2 separate regions of the Homo sapiens genome follow, and region 1 is linked to region 2. Evidence: chromatin loops called from intact Hi-C (ENCODE). Cell type or tissue: lower leg skin. All regions are shown on one strand. Links, peaks and the distances in the headings refer to the core of each region. The heading gives the core; the rest is flanking DNA. Region 1 overlaps BRD4 (bromodomain containing 4). Region 2 holds the start of LINC00661 (long intergenic non-protein coding RNA 661).

Evidence for each region. Peaks named below come from ENCODE experiments on the same cell type or tissue, not always from the same donor. Only the 100,000 strongest peaks of a DNase experiment are listed, where the experiment ranks them.
Region 1: a loop joins it to region 2, with 8 times the contacts of the local background. A loop is called at or near these places in 1 of 110 quality-filtered maps.

What each region holds. Positions count from the first base shown.
Region 1 is chr19:15,270,995-15,275,349 of GRCh38, forward strand. BRD4 (bromodomain containing 4) reads right to left here. Exons shown (of 20, transcript NM_001379291.1): 2 at 1,821-2,139. The coding sequence starts at 2,105. Among named protein-coding and RNA genes, the nearest start is that of EPHX3, 41 kb to the left of the region's middle. RefSeq lists an enhancer at 3,482-3,981. In lower leg skin, for the core only: no CTCF peak of the experiment used is centred there; no DNase peak of the experiment used is centred there.
Region 2 is chr19:16,014,503-16,018,882 of GRCh38, forward strand. LINC00661 (long intergenic non-protein coding RNA 661) reads left to right here and starts at 1,132. Exons shown (of 9, transcript NR_026828.1): 1 at 1,132-1,287; 2 at 4,039-4,110. LOC105372291 (a long non-coding RNA gene) reads right to left here and starts at 554. Exons shown (of 2, transcript XR_936355.1): 1 at 469-554. In lower leg skin, for the core only: no CTCF peak of the experiment used is centred there; DNase peaks (open chromatin) are centred at 1,056, 1,946, 2,444 and 3,969.

The sequences.
Region 1 (4,355 bases), core at 1-4,000, 740 kb before region 2:
TCTGCCTGGACCAAGAACGTCCTGGCCACTCTCCAGCCTGCACTTCAGAGACTGACCTTGAACTCCCAAACCCCATGGCCTAACCAATCACCCATACTTGTCTGTCCCGCTGGCCAGCACTGTTCCCTCAACCTCAACTGGGATGCTGCTGCTTCTCGGCAATCTCAAGTCCCCCAGCCCTTCCTTCTCCTGTCTTCACCTTCTCAGCCCTCCCTGCTTCAGTTCCCACTGCGTTTTCTTGTAACAAGCTGACCCCTCTGCTATTCTGGCACTGATGCGTTTCCCTTCAAAGCCAAGCTTCTTGAAATGGTGGCTTCACATCCTCACCTTCTCATTCACACCGTCGCAATCTGGTTTCTACTTCTGTGTCACGTCTTCCTAAGGTCACCAATGCCCTCCTAAAGGTCAACAGGATGATCAGGTCGGAATCCTCATCTCTTTGACCTCCCTGTAGCTTCTGATGTTGGAATCTGGGGAAATGCTCTCTTCTGTAGGCCTTCTGCCTTCCCTCCAACCCCTAAGGGCCTCACAACGCTCTGGGTTCCACTCCAGTCCCCAGTTCCTTCTCTCCTGGTTCTGTGCATCTGCTCTGAGAATTTCACTCTCAACTATGGACCCTGTCCAGCCCAGCTAGAGATTGGTGCAGTGAGCTCCCCCAACAGTCTCCCTCCCGCAGGCCAACACAGCTGACTGCCTCCACTCCTCATCTTGGTCAATGGAGAGCGTGGCGCCTCTTCTGCCTCCATACCTTTCCTGAGCCATTTCAAGACCCAGACACGTACTGCCCTGTTCTGATTATCTTCCCCCGAGTGCTTGACACGTATTCAGTGAAGCAATAGCACCAGACAGTTCTTACAGACACAATGACTTTAAACTTGGGAGTAAGGATGCCTGGCAGAGGCTAAGGCCGCTCCTACACACCAGTGGCTCTGGTGTGCACACACCAGTGGCTCTGGTGTGCACACACCAGTCTGGGTCAGTGGCTGCAACCACCTAATGCACTTGCCAGGGGGTGTACAGGACTTGGCAAACAGCAAAGGACAATTTAAAGACAATTAGTCTTTGGTGCTTTAAAGAAAAAAAAACTGAAGCATTTATTCCATCTGCTCCCTGAGGTTCAGCTGGAGATACAGGTTTGCTTGCAGAACAGTTTGCTAGGGACATGGGCATATGGAAAACTCTCCAGGGAAAGAGAAGAGGGGCGGGCTCACAAAAGCACAAGAGCAAGTGTGCTGTAGCCAGAGGGAGGGAGGGCAACACCACCTGTGCAGCTGCAGCCACAGCCACCTTTCTCCAACTGGGGACGCCTCCATGTACTTGCACTCCCTGCGAGGTAATCCCACTATCTTTCCCCACCGTGTGCTCCGGGTGACAGTGACGATGATGCTAGGTGACCACTACTGCAGCAAGCCAATTCCCCTCTAGCATAGTTTGATCAACTACGTCTACTTATCCTTGATCAACTATGTCCACACCTGAGAAATGAAGGGGCTAGGATGGCCAAGTGCTCTGACTTCAACTCACCATGGAACTGGAAGTAGATCTGTGGGCCTTCCTTTCTCCCACTGCTTCAACCTCTACACAATTTTCCCCAGGATTCCAATATCTAAGAAACCAGTTATTGTTAAGCCAATTAGCTCATTCTTTCTCCCTGATTTCAACTGATCAGAACTGCTGAAACCACTCACTCAAGGGCCCTGCAGCTCTCACCATGATTCCAAATGCATCTCCTACCCTCCCCCCAGGAACTGCCCTGACCAGGAGACATGCAGGAGACGACCTCCAGGACGGCCACCCTGGGCCCTGCCCACACTACTCACAGGGAGGTTCAGCTTGACGGCATCCACAGGCTGCTGGAAAGGCCATGCAAACTGGTGTTTCCATAGTGTCTTGAGCACCACTCTGAGCAGGTATTGCAGTTGGTTGGTCTGCCTCTTGGGCTTGTTAGGGTTGGAGGTCTCTGGGGGCGGGGGGTTGGTGCTGGCTGCGTTGGCTGGCTGGGGTTGGGCCTGGGCCTGTGTTGTAGACATTTGGGAAGTTTCTAGTCCATCCCCCATTACTGGCAGATTTCTCAATCTCGTCCCAGGGCCGCTCTCCGCAGACATGCTAGTGATCCCATCACATTCTTCACCAGGCACTCTACAAAGGAAGAGAAGAGCCCCCGTGAGATATCAGTCAGCAGATGGGCACCGCTCAGAATGACAAGTCCCTCTGGCTGTGGTCTCCAAGGACTGAGTTCCCTGGCGGTAGCTAGCCAAGTTGGCCAGAGGGACCACCCCATGCTTTGACTGAAAGGGTTCCAATGTCTCCTCTCCCCAAAGACTTACCCTCCAGCAGGGAGGAGACCACAAACCAACAGAGGAGGCAGAGTGAGGTGGTGAGAGCCCACTAGGAGCCAGCAAAGGCTCTGGGAACTATGAAGGTCATGGGGAAGGATGTACAATGAAGCCACGTCTCACAAACCTGCACATCCCTTTTCCCACCTGTGAGTTTTTAGGAGATGCTGCCTGTGTGTGGAAGGGGATGATGTGCAGGCTCCCACATATGACATTTACATTAAAACTCCTTGCATTTATCACACACAAAGCATCGAGCAAAGTCAATCATTTCATTTGGTGGGCCAGGCAAGGAGAAGCAGGAAGGCTGGGTCTGCCCACCCATGGATGGCCCACCCAGTCCACTGCCAAGTGCTCAGGGCAAAGCCACAAACCTACTAAGAATATTTTCTTGGTAACTTAAATAATGCAGGTCTGCTGAGGAAAGAATCTGCATGTTTACTGCCGATAAAATAAAAATGAATCCATACTAGACCTACCATTTTCTTTTTTTTTTTTTTTTTTCATCTCTAGTAATAAACCTAAGAACTCAGTGGAGATATCATTCTGGGATGAACTTTTAGTGGGTTCAGAAGCAGCTTTATGCCTAGCACACACTAGGCACCCTAGCTGCCAGTGAATTACTTTGTGTAATTTATTTAAACCAGGATTACACAAACTTTTTTTGTAAATGCAGTTCTGGCAAATAATCCTATTTTAAAAGCTCCAAACGGAGAATTTGCTACATAAAGCAACTCCATGGACTAGGCTGTGGAGATAGGAGGCCAGTGAGATAGGAGAAGACACAGGGACAAATGACACAAGCCACATATCAGCTTGCTGGGAACCTTGGGTCCAGTGTACCAGTCTTGGTCCAGACACAGATAGATTACAGGACACACCAAGTGACTGGACACAAGTATTGGTAGAAGGACAGCATCACAGACAAGGAAACAAGTCAGTGGGGTTTAAACCCCACTCACATGTGGAGTAGGCTGGAGAGGGCTTCCATGCAGCAGGACCAGCAAGTCCAAAGTGACCAATGGGGACAAGTGTGATGGGGTCAAGGGGAGGGGAGGCCTAAAGGCACTGTGGAAGCCTGGATCCCAAGATGGAGGGTACAAAGAGTGAGGCCAAGGAATGCCATTCAGTTTGGTTTCTATGATTAGATTTCTCCTAGAAAGCAGCTCCAGAAACATATAGCTGATGCTGCGCACCAAGCACACGCCAGGTAAGTGATGGCAGGCAGGGGCAGGAGCAGCCCAGCCACAAGGACACAGGCGGCCAGGGTGCAGAGCCAAGCTGTCCCAAAAGGAAGCAGACCCTATAAATTTTCCATTAAGTAATGACATTCTGGAAATCTCTAAGCAATGCCCTTGAGGCAAGATGAGGCCAAGGACTTCTAGAACTTCTGGGCTGGGCCATGCTTGTCTCTTTCCAAAAAGACTTGCAGCAAAGCCAAGGGACAAAAACTCATGTGTGCTCTAGGCCAGTGACCACTCTTCTTCACCTTCTCACCAGGCCTAGATAGGCCCTTGAGCCGAGGAAGCTGAATTTTCCTTTTTTTTTTTTTTTGGAGACAGGGTCTGTCGCCCAGGCAGTGCAGTGGTGCAATCTTGGCTCACTGCAACCTCTGCCTTCCAGGGTCAAGTGATTCTCCCACCTCAGCCTCCCCAGTAGCTAGGATTACAGGCGTGTGCCACCATGGCTGGCTAATATTTGTATTTTTAGTGGAGATGGGGTTTCACCATGTTGGCCAGGCTGGTCTCAAACTCCTGACCTCAGGTGATCCACCTGCCTCGGCCTCCCAAATTGCTGGGGTTACAGGCGTGAGCCACCATGCCCGGACAGAAGCTGAATTTTCTGTTCACAAGAGGAAAAAAACAGTTTTCTACAGAAAACCTGACTCTTGAACCTTGCCTCATTTGGTGTTTTAAGCCATTGCAAAAGCCAAAACACCCCTCCCTAGCCAGCCAGCTCACAAGTGATGCACAGTAACAGTTAAATCCTCAAAAATGCTAACATTGCTTCTGGCCTCAT
Region 2 (4,380 bases), core at 154-4,153:
AGCACCACAAGGAGGGGTTTAGGCCTCCGGATGACTGCGGCAGGCCTAGATAATATCCAGCCTTCCACAAGAAGCTGGTGGAGCAGTGTTCCCTGACTCCTCCAAGGAAAGGAGACTCCCTTTCGCAGTCTGCTAAGTAACGGGCGCCTTCCCAGACACTGGCGTTACCGCTTGACCAAGGAGCCCTCAAGCTGCCCTTATGCACGCGTTGACAGAGGGCTCACCTCTTGCCTTCTAGGTCACTTCTAACAATGTCCCTTCAGCACCTGACCCTCTACCCGCCAGTTATTCCTAGGTTATGTTAGTAACGCAACAAAGAGTAATATTAAAAGCTAATGATTAATAATGTTTATAATAATGATTGATAATTGTCCATGATCATCTCTATATCTAATTTGTATTATGACTATTCTTATTCTAACTATTTTCTTTATTATACTGAAACAGTTTGTGTCTTCAGTCTCTCACCTCGGCACCTGGGTAATCCTCCGCCCACAGTCAATAGGGGTCTGCAGCTGGGGCAAGGTCAGCGGGGATCTGATCAGTGAGACCTAGTCAGGTCTCACTGACTGACTAGGCCCTGGGGGTTGGGGCCTGGCCAGCAAGAGTCCAGTAGTTGGGGCGTGTTTGGCGAGGGTCTCATGGTTGGGGTCTGGCCAGCGGGGGTCCCACAGTTGGGGCCTGGTGAGCAGAGATCTGGCAGTTGCAGCCTCGTCCATGGGGGTCTGGCAGTTGGGGCCTGGTCAGCGGGGTCTTATAGTTGGGGCCTGTTTGGAGGGGGTCCAGCAGTTGGGGCCTGGTCAGAGGGGATACGGCAGCTGGGGGTTATTTGGCAGGGATGCAGCAGCTGGGACCTGGTAGGTGGGGTCTGGCGGTTGGGGCCTGGTCAGTGAGGATCAGATCAGTGCGGTCTAGGCAGTGAGGTCTGGACGCTGGGCCTTCATCTGCATGGGTCTCGCAGTTGGGACCTGGTCAGCAGGGGTCTACCAGTTGGGGCCTGGTTGGCGGAATCAGGCAGTTGGGACCTGGTTGTCGGGGGTCCAACAGTTGGGGCCTGGTCAAAGGGGATCCAGCAGTTGGAACCTGGTCAGCAGGGCTCTGGCAGTTGGGGCCTGGTCATTGGGGTCTGGCAGTTGGGGCCTGGTCAACAGGGGTCCAGGAGCTGAGGCCTGGTTGGTGGGCCGTCTAGCAGTTGAGGCCTGGTCATCTGGGCCCGGCATTTGGGGCCTGATCGGCGGGGATCAGAGCAGTGAGGCCTAGTCAGTGAGGTGTGGATGTGGGGGCCTGGTAAGCAGGGGCCCAGCAGTTGGGGTCTGGTCAGCAGGGGTCTCATAAGAAGAGGCCTGGTTGGCAAGGGTCTGGCAGTTGGGGCTCAGTCAGGAGGGGTCTAGGAGTTGGGGCCCAGTCAGTGGGGTCTGGCAGTTTGGGCTTGATCAGTGCAGTCCAGCAGTTGTTGGGGCCTGGTCAGTGGGGGTCCAGTAGCTGGGACATGGTCAGTGGAGTCCAGCGTCCGGGGCCTGGTTGGCAGGGGTCTGACAGTTGGCGCCTGGTTGGTGGGGATCCCATAGTTGGGGCCTGTCAGCAGGGATCCAGCATTTGGGGCCCAGTCAGTGGGGTTCAGCTTTTGGGGCCTGGTGAGTGGGGTTCAGCATTTGGGGCCTGGCCAGCAGGGGTCCAGCAGTTGTTAGGGCCTGGTCAGCGGGGGTCTGATTAGTGAGATCTATTTGGTGGGGTCCATCAGTTGGGACCTAGTCAGTGAGGGCCGTGAGGGCCTTGTCAGTTGCAGCCTTGTTATTGTGGCCTTTGTCAGTGGTGTCTGATGAGCCAGGGCCTGGTCTGTGGGGCCCAGTCAGCAGGACCTGGTCAGTCCACATCTGGTCAGTGGGACCTGGTCATTGTGGGGGTGGTCAGCTAGGACCTGTTCAGTGGGAGCTTAACCATTGGAAGCCTGGCCAGTGGGATCCTGGGTGATCTCAGGCCACGGGTTAGTCCTCGAAGCCTCCGTGATTGCCTCCATCCATGGGGTGGGGGGTGAGTCACAGCACCCCAGTGGGCTTCTGGGAGGAGGAGGTGAGAGGGTGCATTGCATTGAATCCAGCCCTGCCACACAGACCTGGCACTTTACACACTACGCGAGTCACCCCAAGGGGGAAGCCTGGCTTCTGCCCTCTGCCCTCTGCCCTCTGCCCTTTGCCCTATGTCCCTGCCCCATCTGCATCCCCAGGACCACCCAGCATGGAAAGAGCAGAGGCTGAGGAGCACCTATGGGTGCTCTGATGCTGGCCACAGGCCCGGGGGTGACAGTGACAGGGATCCAGGTGCACACCTGAGTGGAGCAGCCAGGCCCAGCTGGAGGAGAGACGTGTTCACCCACACACATGCATCCTCACATACACAGACAAATTGCACGCATACATGTTGACCATTAAGCGGGCAGAGGACGCTGACCCTGGGCCCTGCTGAGCCAGGTAGGGCCCCGTCATGACAGAGGCTGTGAACCCATGCTGTCACTGTGCCAAGTGCCGCCAGCCTACCTCCGTGTCATGGAGCAGTTGGAGACACAGAGGTGCTGTAAGTGGTTGTGCAGAAAGGACCCTTTTCTGGGTGAGAAGCACATCTCAGCACCGCTGCCTGATCAGACTCAGGAAAGCGTGACCTGCTCTCTTCCCCCCTGCTGACTTGGGGACAGTCACAACCAGGTGGGTGGCAGCTACCCGAGGAGGGTCATCCATGAGCACTCACCGGGTGCCCGTTCTATGCTGACCATGCAAACAGTCGTCTCCTTCATCCTCACGGCGACTCCATGGCGGGGTGGAGGGGTGCTTTCCTCAAATGTACCCACTGAATAGGTGAGACGCCTGAGGTCAGAGGGGCAGTAACTGGCCCAGAGACCCAGACGTGGCCCTGGGCCATGCTCTCAGCCCTGGCCTGTGCCATGCTGAACTCAAGCCTTGACCTCTGTGACCTCCGTGTTCTGGATTGCACATCTGCCTGGGGTTTCTGACCCCAGTGGAGCTGAGCCTCGCCCTAGAAGAGCCCCCAGGATGGAGCCCCTGTGGGTGGGGTGGAGGGTGGTCCTCCGTCCAAGTCTGTGCTCTAAGATGGGTCCCCACAGGGGGAGATCTCATCAACCCAGACTTCGGGTGCAGTCAGTGGGGGTTGCTGTGGAACCCACTGGACATACTGGGTCCCTCGTCTGGGAGTGGGGTGGGGAGCCCTCTATCCTTGGGCAGTTGTGGAAAATGACGGAGGTCCAGAGGGCTGGCCAGAAGGTAATGATCATTCCTCCTTTTCGCCAGGTCTGGGGCTTTTCCCCACGTGGCCCTTTCTCTGCCTGGTCCCCTAGAGGCCTCGCCCTTTCTTTGCCCTGACTGTTCATGGGAGGGGTCCCTCTGGGGTTCTCCAGAACCAAGTCCCCAGAGTTCTCTCATTCTTTCTTGGTGATCCGGAAACACGAGGCCCCTTCCTGTATTGACAGCTCAGAACTGTGGGATCCACCATCCCGCCACCTGAGACATCTCCGTGAGCACAGAGGCTGCTTTGGCCCAAACCAAGCACCCTCCCATTTGGCTGGTATTATTCTTGACGCGGCTTCTCTGGCCAGAAGGAGTGGAGATGGGGGTGAAATGGAGGAGTCACAAGGTGTCTTGTTCCCTGTAGGAAAGTGGGCCTCTTGGTGGTCCCTGAGCGATCTGGGAGGCTGAGCATATGGAGCTCTCTGGTCCCTGACCCCAGTCTGCCTCCAGGTGCCCAGGATAGCGCATCAGGAGCCCCTCACCCTTGGCAGGTGGACGCAGTTCATCCTGTGTGTGCCTGTCTCTGGGCGTCTGGGGACAACAGGCCTCTGTGTCCAGGTCCCCCTGTCAGGTGCAGAGACTCCAGAGACCCCAGCAGGCATGGGGCCACTGGGTCTTCACCCAGGGCTGTGGTGGCATGGGGCTCACCCGGCCGGCGGTGTCTCAGAGCCCCCGGGAGCGGTTCAGATGTTCTCTGAAGCGCTCAGGTGCAGCGTTGCCTTTGGGCGATGTTGTCTCACAGGATGGACGTGGAGGAAGACGTGGCTACCCTACTTGCACAGGAGCAGGGGGCATCATTGCCCAGTGTGAGCAGGTACAGGTCGGGCTGCTCCCTCGAGAGAGGTGGGGCCTCGCCTCTCCCACTGTGCCCTGGTGGGAGGATCCTGGGCTCCCTTAGGAAGCAGGGTGGGAGCTGGTTGCCCATGCCTTTGTGCCCCCACAGCCCTTCACCTCAGCCCCCTCACTCTGGACCCCTCTGGGTCCCAGGGACGCTGTAGGGCCCAAGGATGTGGACAGCTTACAAAGTTACCGATCGCCTCGAGATTCTGCAGTGAGTCCTCTGTCCCTGCTGCCCGACCATCAC